Regions from separate parts of the Homo sapiens genome. Here region 1 is linked to region 2. Evidence: chromatin loops called from intact Hi-C (ENCODE). Cell type or tissue: A673. All regions are shown on one strand.

Region 1 (8,000 bases), 85 kb after region 2:
CCAATTATTACTACTCCTGAAATCTTATTGGGAAGCTGCTGATCAGTTTCAGGTGTTTTCTATCTAGTAGGAGCCTGCCTTTCCCGGGGGCTGGCTGTGACCAATTATTACTACTCCTGAAATCTTATTGGGAAGCTGCTGATCAGTTTCAGGTGTTTTCTGTCTAGTAGGAGCCTGCCTTTCCCGGGGGCCGGTTGTGACCAATTATTACTACTCCTGAAATCTTACTGGGAAGCTGCTGATCAGTTTCAGGTGTTTTCTATCTAGTAGGAGCCTGCCTTTCCCGGGGGCTGGCTGTGACCAATTATTACTACTCCTGAAATCTTATTGGGAAGCTGCTGATCAGTTTCAGGTGTTTTCTGTCTAGTAGGAGCCTGCCTTTCCCGGGGGCCGGTTGTGACCAATTATTACTACTCCTGAAATCTTACTGGGAAGCTGCTGATCAGTTTCAGGTGTTTTCTATCTATTAAGAGCCTGCCTTTCCCTGGGGCCGGCTGCGACCAATTATTACTACTCCTGAAATCTTACTGGGAAGCTGCTGATCAGTTTCAGGTGTTTTCTATCTATTAAGAGGCTGCCTTTCCCTGGGGCCGGCTGCGACCAATTATTACTTTACCAAAACAGTTAACAACCGCCTGACCATCAGCTGATTGTTGCCCAACACTGCTGGTGTGTGTTGGGAGTGGGGCTTCTCTCTCTTGCTCTGCTCATACATGACTAGCTACCTGCTGTAACATTTCTCACCTCAAGAGTCCAGGACCTCAAATCTTTGGATGAAGGTCTGTCATCCAAAATGGATGACTTCTGTTTTCTGTAACTGCTTCCTGCTGACAGAGGGGTGGTCGTGGTCGGGTGGATCTTGGCTCCTTGCTACCCGTCAGGGCTGAGTTGGCTGCATCAGTTGGTGAAAGTGGTATCCAGCCAAGTCCAAGGGAGACAGGGGCAGGATTTCACCACTGTCTTGTCCCACTGATGGGAAGTGCAGAGGTCCTCTCTAGAAGGGTGACTCTTGAATATTGAGAGGATGGTTTTCCTCACTGAGGATTGTCTGGAGCTCAATGGCCACTAGGAAGGTATCTGAGTCATGTGGACCAAATATGTTAGCAGTGGCAGATATCCGAGTTACGCAAGTTACCGGCAGCGAATCCATATGGGTCCACAGCAACCTCAGTCCTTGTCTCTTCAGAAGAAAGAATTCTACTGAGGGGCATAAGGCAGAAGGAGAGACCTAGGCAAGTTGCAAAGCAGAAGTGAGCATGTATTAAAAAGCTTTAGAACAGTAAGGAAAGGAAGAAAAGAAAAGAAGGAAAGTTCAACTTGGAAGAGGGCCAAGCCGGCAACTTGGCAGAAGGATTGCTTGAGCCCAGGAGTTAAGACCAGTCTGGGCAATATAGTGAGACTCCATCTCTGCATGCATACATACATACATACATACATACATACATACATACATACATATTGCAGGGTATGATGGCACACGCCTGTAGTCCTAGCTACTCTGGAGGTTGAGATGGGAGGGTCACTGAGCCTGGGAAGTTGAGGCTGCAGTGAGCCATGATCACACCACTGCACTGTAGCCTGGGCTAAACAGTAAGACCCTGTCTTAAAAAAATATTTTTTTAAAGTCTAGTTATTTTGAATCTCGCTTTTTCAGCTGTGCTCCTTGAAGTGGCATTACCTCTTCTTTACAAAAAGGAGAATATCGTCAGCCAACTGTCATCACTGATTTTGCCAAATCAAAGTAAAAGTCTGGCAATGTGGGAATATATCATTGTCAAGTAAACTGCAGGTAGCACTGAGGAATACAAATATATCTTTAGAATTTTCAAATATTTTTTAGGTGAAGCTGAGATCAATATGAATTAAATTTAGCAGACTACATTCAGAAAACAAAAGCAGAAAACTTTCATATATTTAAAGTTTAAGAGATTAAGATTCATTAATAAGCAGCACATGTACTCAAAGTTTTTTAAATGCATGGCGTGGTAACAAATTCATTCTATAGTAAGACACCTATAACTTCAGTTGTCTGTCAGCCTCAAAGCTTTGACTTAGCTCAGTTTTGCTGTATTCATTTCTCTCATCCATTGCTAGATACACACGTAAAGATTGACATAGCAGGACAGAGATCCTGCATCTACCTTCATCTTTGGAGAATGTCTAATGGTGATTAAAAGTCAAGGTGAGAGCCTTAAAGTAAGAAAAAGTCAGTAATCTGATTTCCTTGTTTTTTGTTTTCTTTTTCTTTCTTTTTACCCTTTCCTGTGCTCCCCTCCTCAATTGGAGAATAAGAATCTCCAATACAATCTGCCTCATCTTTCCATGCTACGCCCAGAAGGGTGCTCTCAAAGAATAAGTTAATGTGATTTCCCCATTGTATTCTAGTAGTCTGGAATCAAAAGAGTGAAAAAGGGAATAATTAGCTTCTAACAAGCACATGTTGTACGAAGTACTTGGCAGCCACTGTTTAAAAATCTCTGTCCGTAAGTGGTTTGTAGCAGGTTGAGTTATGCCACCTCTTCTTGCAGAAGTGGCAAACAGACATTACTTTTCTTTTTTGCCAGAGTATCATAAGGATAGTTGATTTGTATTTGAAAGTAATTTCTTATTTATACTTCTCTAACTTCCTCTGTGCTTATGAAAAATGTTTATATCACGCTCATACTAGAGATGTTGTCTCTAGACTGAGGGAAACCTAAACCGTAAAGGGATGAACATGATTTTAAACTCGCAACTCTGAAGTGAATACATACTATTTGTTTTAATATTCATACAATTGTATTTCCAAGGCGTTGGGAAATGTAGTAGTAATGTTTTGAAAGCCCTGAGGAACAATCATTTAAAAAAGAGAAAGAAAGAAATACAGAGAAGTTGAGGAGGGGAGCACAGGAAAGGGTAAAAAGAAAGAAAAAGAAAACAAAAAACAAGGAAATCAGATTACTGAGTTTTTCTTACTTTAGGGCTCTCACCTTGACTTTTAATCACCATTAGACATATTTAGATGACAGGCTATACAGCAGGGTTTTTAAGTCAGGATTTGTGAAGATGACAAAAGCATTTATTGAAAATGACAAATCAAACCAGTAAAAGCCATTGACGGTACCAGGTGTACTGCAGGCACTCAGTAAAGCCTATTGAATTCTAAAGTGAATTAGCAATGCATTATAAAGCATACATGGAGATATGTGACATCAGGACCACATCCTCCTCCATGAGGGTGGACCTGAGAAAAATTCTCTTCTATATCAAGGAATCATGTCTAGTCCCACATGTGAGCCCCATGCTCTTGCGCAAGGTGAGGTGTTTGTTGGCATTTCTGCTTTTTGCTTTAGGATCATTTTGACTGAGCACAGATACTTGCTACTACTAGTCTTTATTTTCATGAACACAGGAAGGACTGTGAAATGCTAGATCTGCCCCTTTAACATGATGGCTCAAAATCCGTCTCTCTACACCTGCTGCCTTCTCTCCGGTTAGTTCACGTTCTTCTTTTATAAACTAATGGTGAGAACGAGGGCCAAGAATATGAGCTGAACACAGTGCCCAATGAGCAGGTTTATGGGACTGCACGTGATGACTAAACTTTCTCTGATGTATGATGATATGGTCTGGCTCTGTGTCCCCACCCAAATCTCATCTTGAATTGTAATCTGAATTGTAATCCCCACATGTTGGGGGAGGGACCTCATGGGCGGTCATTAGGTAACGGGGGCAGTTCCTCCATGCTCTCCTTGTGATAGTGAGTGAGTTCTCATGAGATCTGATGGTTTCATAAGGAGCTTTTTCCCCTTCATGCTCCAATTCTCTCTCCTGCCACCACGTGAAGAAGGATGTGTTTGCTTCCCCTTCCGCCGGGATTGTAAGTTTCCTGAGGCCTTCCCAGCCATGCAGAACTGTGAGCCAATTAAACCTCTTTTCTTTATAAATTACTCAGTTTCAGGTGTTTCATAATAGCAGCTTGAGAACAGACTAATACATATGATAATCCCTTATTTTCACACAAAATAACGTGGAATATACTTTGACTCCTTTTTTTTAAACAGCTTGAACAACTACACTCTTTGAATCAAGAATGATTGTATATACCATTTGTAAAGGTCGTAGCTTTAGGAGTTCTGCTTTCAGTAACACTGATTAATATCCACAGGCCAGCTTTGCCTCTGTATATCTGTAATTAAGCTACAGACCACCAATGTCAGCACGGACACATACCTAATCACCAGAAGGCATTTGACGCTCACGGAAAGGGTGTCTGTGGCTTCATTTTCTCAGAAGGACAGGATGGAAATAGGCAATTAGAATTAGAGATAACCTTCAGAAAATGGTAAATAGAGTTCTGCCATAGATTAAGGAGGTAAATCAAAGACTTTGTTTCCTCTTTGCTCAGCAATGACCTTCTGTCCTTCTCTACTGTCCAAACTGCATTGTATATAAATTGCTTCTATTGAGATTTTCTATTTTGTTTTTCAAGTTCAAAGCTAATAAAAGCCTCTGATAGCCAATTTTAAAAAATATAGAAATTTGCAACAGAAGTAAAATGAAGCCTGATAGCCATTTGGCAACAGCCATTAAAACATGAGCCACTTTCTAGAAGCAACACTTCTGTCTATTAAACCTTATTTATAAACATTTATTGTATGCCCATACCTTAAGAAAGGTATGTCAAAGGCAGGAAATGTATCCCTGGATGTCAATTTTTAGAGATAAATGAATTGGTTATTCCCTAAAGCAGACATCATAAAAATGCACAAAACATTCCCACTGTGAAATGATCCTCACATCCTGCAGTCTTAATTAATCACCTGCTTTTCCGTGCTCCCATAGACATTTGTGTTTAACTTTATTAAATGAATGTGTTTATTTACAAACCTGCTTATTCCACTGGATTATGAGGCAGTAATTTTGTGAAAGATTTTATCAAACAAATTTTGGGGCTCAATTATCTTGAAGATGTTACCCCTAGAGGTTAAAATCTTGAGTTCTGGAGTCAAATATACCGGAGTTTGAATATTAACTTTACCACTACTGACTGATGTGATTTTTGGGCAATTTACTCAACCTTTCTAAGCTTATTGCTTGATATCTAAAAGAAGATAGTATTATCTCCCATGATCTCATTAAAAGAGATCATCAACATAAGATGTCAATATTCAATAATTATTAACTATTATTAATATATTAAAGTACAGTTGACCCTTGAACAACATGGGGGTTGAGGTGCCTACCCCACCCCTGCACAGCTAAAACCAGTGTATACAATAGCAAAGACATGAAATCAACCTAGGCGCCCATCAACAGTGGATTGGATCAAGAAATTGTGGTACATATACACCATGGAATACTACCCAGCCATAAAAAAGAATGAAATCAGGTCCTTTGTAGCAACATGGATGTAGCTGGAGGCTATTAGCCTAAGCAAATTGAACAGAAAACCAAATACCGCACATTCTCACTCATAAGTGGGAGCTAAACATTGGTTACACATGGACATAAGTATGGCCATAGTAGACACTGAAGAAGGAGGAGGGCAAGGGTTGAAAACTAACTATTGGGTACTATGCTCACCACCCGGGTGATGGGATCAGTCGTAACCATAACCTCAGCATCATGCAGTATACCCAGCTAACAACCCTGCACATGTACCCACTGAATCTAAAAGAAAAGTCGAAATTGTTTATTTAAAAAAGAAAATCAATGTACAACTTTTGACACCCCCAAACTTAACTACTAGTAGTCTGCTGTTGACCAGAAACCTTTCCAATAATATAAATAATCAATTAATGCATATTTGGGTTTACACGTATTATATACTGTATTCTTACAATAAAGAAGTAAGCTAGAGAAAAGAAAATGTTATTAAGAAAATCATAAAGAGGAGAATATATATTTAGTATTCATTAAGTGGAGGTAGATCATTAAATTGAGTAGGTTGAGGAGGAGGAGGAAGAGGAGAGGCTGGTCTTGCTGTCTCAGGAGTGGCAGAGATGGAAGAAAATCCACACATAAATGAACCCATGCGGTCCATACTGTGTTGTTTAAGAGTCTGCTGTAAACCAAACTCTCACTATGACGTTTCTTTTTTCTGGCAGAGGCAGATAGGCTGTCCTACTCCTATTTATTCCAGTGTTGACTTGGAAATATTATTACAGAGTTCTTACTGTGCTTGGGGAAATTTGTTTGGTTCTAAGGACTATGAAAATCTGGCTTTAGGCCAGGTGTGGTGGCTCACTCCTGTAATTCCCACACTTTGGGAGGCTGAGGCAGGCAGATCACTTGAGGCCTAGAGTTCGAGACCAGCCTGGCCAACATGGCAAAACCCTGTCTCTACTAAAAATACCAAAAAAAAATTAGCCAGGCATGGTGGCTCACACCTGTAATTCCAGCTACTCAGGAGGCTGAGGCACAAGAATAGTTTGAACCCGGGAGGCGGAGGTTGCAGTGAGCCAAGATTGCACCACTGCACTCCAGCCTGGGCGACAGAGTGAGAAAGTCTATCTCAAAAGAAAAAAAAAATCTAGCTTTAATAAATGGTTTCTAGTTTTTAAGGTTTTAGAAAAACTAAATCTAAGCTTAACTCTCACTCTAAGTTTTTAATACAAGGAAAAAAAATTCAGTCTGAAGTCTTCATTTAAGTTTTTTCTTCTCATCAGTGAGTATAAACAAGACATGGCACCTTAAACAGATAAACCACCTCTCCCATGCCTTATATTGCTCAGTCCAGGTAGCCTAAGGCAAACTATAGCCTCTTTTCCAACCCAAGGTTTGCAGAACTCATGGAAGGACTGTGTTTAGCTCAGCCCAGTGCAGAGGAGAATGCCCCCACCCAAACATACTCATCCACACCCACCCTACCACTTACCCTCCCACCCCAAATCAGTTCTTACTAATTAGCTTACCCTAACTGCCCAGAAGCCTTTCAGAGACCTTTCTTCCTCCATGAGGCCCCAGCCTCTTTCCTAATGTGGACTAGCTTTCTCGAGCCAGTTAATACTACACTGATTCTCTCTCACAGTGCATTCTACTGGCTGGACTAGAGGCGAGCAACAAGATTTACATTACTAATTGAATTCTTCTGCATCACCCAAATTAAAATCCGAAGAGGACTCACAGTGCAAAATATACCAAATCAGCCATTTAATCACTTTTTACCAGATATGTACAAGTAATTACTAAAAGATAAAAGATGAAGAGTTTCCAGATGTTACACTGGATTAGTATAATCCACCAATGGTTTTATTAAAATGAATTGCTTCACTCTCTTTAATTCAAATTTGGTGGAAATTAAAATCTCTGTTCAGTCTCTATATTTTTCTCCATCAAGCTTCCCCTACTGAATTTTTTAAATAAAAGAAGTAACATACTGAGTTCTCTATTAATCAAATTTTGTGGGGAATATATATTAAAGGCATGTCAAATAAATTATACATATATATTCGATTTTATTCAGAAGGGAATAAACAGTACATAATATTAGTTCAGGGAAATGTCAATACAACCAGATTAATTAATACAGACAAATGTTAATACAGACAGATTTTAACACAAATGGATGCTCAACTGTCTTTGTCATGTATATGTATATACACACACAAACACATATATACACAGAGAAAGAGAGGAGCATCTGGTTCACCATATATGGCTTCTCATATACTTCCCTCAAACATGTATGTATTAGGCTAAGCTTCACAAATTGTAAACTACAAAGAAGAACCTAGAGGGAAAAATGTTCAATTACCTTTTTTCTCCTTGGTCTCTATTTCTTGTTTGATTTTTCTTAATCTCATCTCTGTCTCTGGCCCTTCAACTAAATGTTCCCCATCCCTAATTATAGGTTCAATACATGTATTTTGAACAAGTTTTCCTTTATTTTCCTCTGCGGGCCAAGCAGAATACGGCAGAGACTTGATAATGATTGAAAGATAATAAAAGATGAGAAACATCAGGAAATTAACATCCTTAAAATTACACTTGCCAGAGAATAAACTGCAGAGTTGATG
Region 2 (8,000 bases):
TTTGTTGCTCCTATAAATTTTTTCTATGAAGTCTGGCATTTACTTCCTAAAAGAAAAAAGTTTTGTTTTTTGTTTTTTGTTTTTTGTTTTTGTTATTTTTAGTAGCCTCCACAAATGGTGCATTTATTATATTGGTAGCCTTGTGGTTGGAAAGGATTATTTTCTGGGTTCCTAAGGAAATGCCTGAGCAGCTAATCCCAGGCCTCTGACTCCACTCAAGTGAGGGAACCAGGCCCTCTTGAAAATCTTCCTGATCCTTGACATAGTTTGATAGTATGCCTTACATCAGTGAGGGGATGGTCCCTGACACATGCAAACTGTACTTTCGTAAATAAAAGTGCTTCTCATGATAGGAACATTGGAACTATTATTTTTATTAGAACAGGATCCCATGGGGAACTGCATGTTCTTTCTTTTGTTATTTTTAAAAGTATGTCATGGTCTTGAGAAAAGTAAAAATAAATGATAAATTTGTCTTCACATCTCATTGATGAAACTTATTTTTGCTGCAGCATGACTAAGCTCAGAAAGAAAACATTACCCAAATTTGATGGTGTTGACCATCAAGGAGAGCCCAGTGTTGGTATTTAGATCCCAAAAGTCAAGAAAACCTGTCACAGATAACTTTTCATGGGGCATTTAAAATGCCAAGACAAAGGGTGAGGTGTCATCCACAGAGAGCAACAAGAGATTTACAGAGAATCCATATTACACTATTCTAGTACAGATTTATGCTGTATGGAAAAGTCAGAAACTTCTCTGGGCAGACGTCAATGGAAAGTTCTTATCCAATTTCTGTACAGTGATATTGGAGCTTGGCCTAAAATATTAAACCTGAGACCCCTTTTCAAATTTCTGCATAGTAAAATAGCTGGAAGACTTGGTTGATTTCCAATTCTGTTTTGATGCTGACCAATGATTTGAGGCACAGATATGATCCTAACCCTTGGCTACCTCACTCGCACAGGGCTTACACCAAAGTCAAATTCACTTATGTTTATGAAAGCCTGTGAAAACTTTAGATATGACAGGATTTTGTGTTGATGTAACACATTCTAATGTTTTAAGCAAGAGGAAAATGTGATTATAAAGAAATTGGGAGGTAATCATAGAAAAAAAAAGCAATGATCTAATCAACGTCTTAGGTAATTGGAATTTTCCAAAGAGAAGAGATACTTTTAAATTCTACCCCAATTTTTTTAAAAAATAAGAATAGCCTAATTTGTATTGTTTACAAAGAAAAATGATCACATTCTAGAGCTGATTTATGATCCATTACAATTCAGAATGACTTGGGGATCAGGTCTTCAACTCATACAAATCTAAGTCACTTTCAGGAAAACATTCATTTGTTTAATCTAACCTGACATTTTTTCAACTATTACACTTATATATTTATTTTCTATTTTATATTTACTTAATTTACATTGACATAAAATTAAATGTATTTATTATGCAAAGCATGTTTTGAAGTATATATATGTGTCTATATATATATTATATATGTGTGTGTATATATATATATATGTATATAAAATGTAAAGCATGATGGCTAATTTATTATTTTAAGTAAATTTTCCTCCCCAAGTAAAATCAATCTAAACTATGCTATATAAGAAACAAATATTCTCAGACTATTATTTGTAAATAAGGTAAAGTACTACAAATAAGATAAACCACTTAAAAATATAATGTCAAAGAGTAGGAAATAATTTTTGGGACTTATTTTCACTTCCTAAATACAGTTTTTTGTTGTTTTTTTAAAGGCAGGTTCTTAACTCTTGCCAGTTACCTGGGAAAACAGTTAAGGAAATATTCTTCTTCCATCATTCCTAGGGAGCATTGCTTGACTGGTGATGTTGTGGTTACTTTCAGAGCTGGAGGCCGAGGAGTGGTGCAAGCACCTCTGCATGGAGTGTCTGGGGACCAGGCTCAATGATATCAGCCTTGGGGAGCCCGACCTTCTGGCCGCAGGAGTGCAGCGGGAACAGAATGGTAGGTGTGAGATTGCCTTCCATCACTTCAGAATACCCTTGTAATTGTAGAACTTTGAAACTGGAAAGGATCTCAGAAATGTTTCAGACCAATCATATTTTTTAAATCAAAAAGGCCGAGTGCAGTGGCGCAAACCTGTAATCCCTGCATTTTGGGAGCCCGAGGGTGACCCATCCCTTGAGGCTAGGAGTTCGAGACCAGCCTGGGCAACATGGTAAAACCTCATCTCTACTAAAAATACAAAAATTAGCTGGGTGTGGTGGCCCGCACCTGTAGTCCCAGCTTCTTGGGAGGCTGGAGCATGAGAATTGCTTGAACCTGGGAGGCAGAGGTTGCAATGAGCCAAGATCACGCCACTGCACTCCAGCCTGGACAACAGAGTAAGACCCTGTCTCAGAAACATATATATAAAATAAACTGAACAGTTCAAGTTATTAAGGGACTTTCCCACAATGGTGTAACAACTGGAGAAAATGCTAAGGTACAACCCGGGTCTCCTGGCTTCTTGTCTGTGGCATTGCCTTTTATCCTAATAACTAATAGGTTAACTTGTTCTTCAGAAGGCTTTTGAATGGCTAGCATCCCTCCAGTTTCTTCTTGGAGACTTATTATAGATTTAGAGTCTATATTAACAGATTTGGCTTATCAGGTTATCGGTAGCTTTTAGGACATTTGGCTAATATTACAAGGAAGAAAGTAATGAGTAAAATCTCAGGGTTTCACAAAACTGAGGTTTTTGTTTCTAATGGTGTTGACTTACTACACTGTTCTCTAGTTTAACAAGCATTTCTAATGTCTCATAACAATTTATGCTGCATGTTCTTGACTAGCAACTCTAAATAACAGAATTGGAGTAATATTATTCAGCCTGTCAATATTCATTGATTGTGAGCTCATTTATAAAAATATGATCACCACCACCAGATGATTGAATAGTGTGAAAATAGAAACTTTTTAGTGTTGCTAAGTTTTGATGATCGGTGTTTTGAAAGGTTGAAGGATATTGAGGAAACTTGACATTATTTATTAAGAAGAAATTCTGGGCCAGGCGTGGTGGCTCACACCTGTAATCCCAGCACTTTAGGAGGCAGTGGTGGGTGGATTGCTTGAGCTCAGAAGTTCAAGACCAGCTTGCACAACATAGTGAAACCCTGTCTCTACAAATTACAAAAATTAGCAGGCTGTGGTGGCATGTGCCTATAGTTCCAGCTACTCGGGAGGCTGAGGTGGGAGGCTCGCTTGAGCCTGGGAGGCAGAGGTTACAGTGAGCCAATATTGGGCCACTGTAGTCCAGCCTGGGTGACAGAGTGAGGCCATATCTCAAAAAAAGAAAAAAGAAAGCAATTCTTGAATTATCTGTGGGTCATAAACTAAATAGCATAGGTAAAAGAGCACATGATAGCACATGATGATTATATTCTCATTATTACTAATAACAATACTGTCAACAGCCATTGCTAGCTCATGGCCCATTGTAGCACTATTTTTTATTTGTTGCTAAAATGAAAAAAGTTTTTTTCTGCTCGTGGATCATGAACATATATAATAAGTTCCAAATATTGCTTCCATTTGAGTTTTTAGAAAGTCACAAAAGTATTTCTGTAGCTCTTTATCTAGCTTCTGGTTTATATTCCAGTTCCTCTCCCACACTCTCTCAAATTTCATCTCTGATTTGTTTTCTGAGAGCAGTGCTAAGCAGAGTCCATAATCATGCTGTTTAAAATGTATGCTCTCCATTCACAGTTTAAGAAAAGGAAACACCTCTTACTGATAAAAATTTGTCAAGTACTACATAAAGCAAATATGAAAAAGTGAATAAATTAAGCTTGTAAATAGAAATACTGTGCCTCTTGTAGCATGGACTGTATGCTTTTTACTTTGAAGATTTGGAGATATATATGGTTTCCATCCAAATGTATAATGTACTTCTTTGGTTTATCATAATTTTATTTCTAATTTGATAATAAGGTCAAAGTAATTTGTCTAGAATATAAAGAGAAATTTTTAATATAGGTTTATTTTAGAATAGGACAAACAGAATAAAGTGCCAAAGCTACATAAAAAGCAGAAGGTGACTTTAAAACACATACACACACACACACAACACACATACACACACAAGTCAAAATAAAGAAAGAAAAAATAATTCCTGTGTATACTTTACAGTGGACCTAAAATTATATCACCAGTGCTATAAATGCTTTTCTTAGATTAATTATGTTTAATAATCCTAACTTCAAACAAAAGGATATATGTGCTTTAAAAATATAGTTAACAAATCTATGAGTAATTTAGCTGGAAAAGGTAATACTGGGTTTATTTAAATGGCCCACAAAGATACATGATATCCTATAAGGAAATTTGCAACTTTAGTACACATGCTGGGAGACAGACACGTACTCACTAAGACTCTTCAATGTTTAGCATTAAAAGAAAATTCCTGGATGGGGAGGATTTCCTGTCCCTGGGAATCTCCCTCCCCTTAAAGGAAGTTCCTTATTTGACTGCCAAGGCCACGGATACAGCCATTGCTCAGGGTTCGTCAAGTCTGCACCCCCCTCTTTAAAGAACTTCCATAACTTTTGATGATATCCCTTTTCTGTGTTCCTCTTGGCCCATTCAGAGCCAGCTAGAACTTTTTAAAATTTGCATCAACACGTTAGGAGAATAATAAAAGGAATAAACATTGAGGCAATATCAAGATTTCAGACTCTATTCTTGCTAGCTCAATAATCTAGTGTGTATACACAGAGACAACTATACACACACAGAGATTGGCACAATTTCTTAGGTGTATACCCCAGTGTTCTCACTTTCTATTCAACAGGCTTCCCCCATACTTATGATAATTCCAATTTAGAATGCTCTCTCAAACAATTACCAGTAGGCTATAAAACCTCATGGTAAAGACTAAGATATCTCATCCGTCAACTTGGACCCTCCCACCCAGTCCTTGGAGTAGGTAGCTATTTCTTAGACAATATACTCACTTATTTTACTTAAATGTGTAGGGAAAGCATTTTAGCTAACTGAAGTCTTTAAAAATAAAATTGACTTTTAAAGCTGTCATTTCACTGACTCTCAATCACTCTTCCAGACTCTTCAAGCATAACACCTTTTAAAATAAAATCATTAACTTACTAATACATGGTTGAAGTCACTAATATATATAGATTGAATAATCTTTTATCAAAGAATTAGCACGATAGATTGTTTATTAAGACATTTTAGTATTAAATTATATAGCTGAATCTTCATCAGGAACATGATTTTATTATTTTGCCAATAATGTGCTTGGATAGTTTGAACTTTTTCTACTAAGAGATATGTGTGCAGAATTACTGTAATTAACTACATTAACATGGTTTGTGGTGATCTTGTAGTATTCTATCAGTATCAAGTCACACCGCTTAGTCTTTACCACAGCAATTTTTTGACATTCAAAAATGCTACTTCTCTTCTTGTGTTTTCCTGCCTCTTCAGACAGCCTGAGACTAGCTAAGAAGAGACATTTATACAAATAATTTTTAAAGGTGAAAGATAATGTGTGTTGCTGAGATAAAAGTGGTTATTGATTAAATCCTTTGCTGTAATCATCTTTATCTACTGCTGTCAGCTTGTTTTCATATCGACCCAGAATCCCACATGGTATGGGGAAAGTTACATGAACACAAGTTCACATGCACATGTGCATAAACAGACACACACACACACACAGAGGAAAATGTGTTCTGATTTCAGATGACACTGCCACAGGAAAGTGCATACTTGGTAGACATTTCAAAGTTTAAATTCTTAAAATTTCCAGGATCTCCAGGTCTTTCAGTAGTATTTAAGATAGCCTATACTGACCATAAAAAATATTAATATATGGCATTACAGTTATTTATAAAGGATTCACAACACATAATAGCAATTGTGGAAAACAAATGTTGCTTATTCATCATGAATAGCAAAAGTGAACGTCGTAACCAAGAAGCAATTCACTTGTAGGAAATTCCTGCAAATGCAGTTGGAAATGGACACAAAGGATAGGTCCAATTTGCTACTGATGCAAGAGATCTCCATCTGGAACAAAAATAATGGAACCTCAGACTGCCATCTGGTTTATTCAGAGTCAGACTGAAGGGTTTGCCTTTCTCTGGGACCCAGTGTCTCTGCTCATGAGTGGGCTACATACATTTCTTCTTTTAGCCTAAAGATCTGTATAACTTGTCTCAGAACCAAAGCAATATGCTAGTGTTGTTTCTAAATTATTACCTGGTTGCTATGGTAAACATGCTTCCTACATTCAACTCAGACACCCTTGAATGTCATTCATTCATTCTGGACTCAAACATTGTGAGGACCTATGATATGTAAGAACTAAACAAGAAATGTAAAATTGAACAAAATGCTTAGAAGCTCACAAAGTAGTAAAGGAGACAAACATAAACAAAGTGCATCAATTCATGTTTTGTAAAATAATGTTGTGTTACCAGTCAACAAAAATCTCAGTAGTACAGACCTATAAGCAGATCTTCGTTGTTCAGGCACAGGTAAAAAGGCTAAAGTTGGGCTGAGTTAGACTGGGTTGTGCTGAGACTGGCTCCAAGCTGCAGACAATGCCAGTGTCTATTTCATCTGTCTCTCAACCTCCTTACACTTGCAACTTCCCAAAGCACACTTCTCAAACAAAAGATAACAGTAATGCATGATAGTATGCCCAGATTTGCAACACAATTTGAGCCTTTGAATATTTCATGTCCACTAACATTCCATTGGCCAAGGCAAGTCCTATTGCCAAGCCCAAAGTCCAGAAGCACAGTACACCCCATCTATGAGGCCACAATAGCAGTTAGAATGTATGACATACGGAAAGGAAGTGAAAAGCTGATATAAAAAATGATACAATCTACCATCTCAGGTATAATAAAAAATATGCCAAAATAAAAACAAAAGGAAAGTACTGTGGTAGAGGTGAGATTAATTCTAATCAAAGTAGCTTACACTTTCCTTTTTATAATTATTTCTTATTCCTCTAAATTAGCTTTCTCAATCAGGCAAGTCTGAAACTCTTGATGTCCATCAATGATTAAAGCCAATATTAGCAGCACCTTACTCATGTGGAAAATAACCAGTTAATGACAAAACAACGGCCACAGTAACAATAGGCCTCTCTCTGTTTTGAGGATTTTCCCCCAATATCTTACTAAGGATCTGGGGTAAACCATATTCACTTATATACATATTCTTTATAACCAAACAAAAGAGTTTTCCAGGGCAATAATTTTATCTATGGGATGACCCTGAACAAAACCAACTTTTGCATCAGGAAAAAAAAAAAAACAAGCACACTCACATCTGAGTTTCTAAAACGCCATTCATATGCTCTAGTCTTGCCCAAAGTGAGTTCCTGGAAATGCTACTCTGACAATAATGACGACCTGCTCTCTGCAGTGAGGGAATCAATCTGTTGAACTTAACACTGTATCACAATTGTGTCCCTTCCAAGAAGATATGTTGAAATCCAAACCCTCCATAACTTAGAATGTGAATTTATTTGGAAATAGTTTCTTTGTAAAGGCAATCAAGTTAAAATGAGGTAATTAGGGTTGGCCATAATCCAATGACATCTAATATGTCACTGTAAAGTGGGAAGGTTTGGACTCAGAGATAGATATGGACAAGTGAAGATGATGTGAAGATGCACAAGAAGATGGCCATGTGGCTGGAGTGATGACACGTCCACAAGCCAAGGAACATCAAGCATTGCCCATTAACACCAGAAGCTAGAAAAAGCAAGAAAGGATTCTTCCGTTGAGCAGCCAGAGAGGGGATGGCCCTGCCAGTACTCTGATTACAAACTTCTAGCCTCCAGAACTATGAGATGATATATTACTGTTATTTTAAGCCAACCAATTGTTGGTACTTTGTTATGATAGCCCTAGGAAACAAATACCAGCCCTGTATGATAGTCACAATATACATTAGTAAAGCTGTTGAGAAGTCCTATAATAATCTGT

Evidence for each region. Hi-C counts contacts between places; a loop is a spot of excess contacts. Peaks named below come from ENCODE experiments on the same cell type or tissue, not always from the same donor. Only the 100,000 strongest peaks of a DNase experiment are listed, where the experiment ranks them.
Region 1: a loop joins it to region 2, with 2.4 times the contacts of the local background. A loop is called at or near these places in 2 of 110 quality-filtered maps.

What each region holds. Positions count from the first base shown.
Region 1 is chr18:69,760,736-69,768,735 of GRCh38, forward strand. All of the region lies in intron 7 of DOK6 (docking protein 6), which reads left to right. Among named protein-coding and RNA genes, the nearest start is that of CD226, 180 kb to the right of the region's middle. In A673, no CTCF peak of the experiment used is centred here; no DNase peak of the experiment used is centred here.
Region 2 is chr18:69,675,859-69,683,858 of GRCh38, forward strand. It overlaps DOK6 (docking protein 6), which reads left to right. Exons shown (of 8, transcript NM_152721.6): 4 at 1,876-1,995. Among named protein-coding and RNA genes, the nearest start is that of CD226, 270 kb to the right of the region's middle. In A673, no CTCF peak of the experiment used is centred here; a DNase peak (open chromatin) is centred at 4,453; H3K27ac peaks cover 814 bases.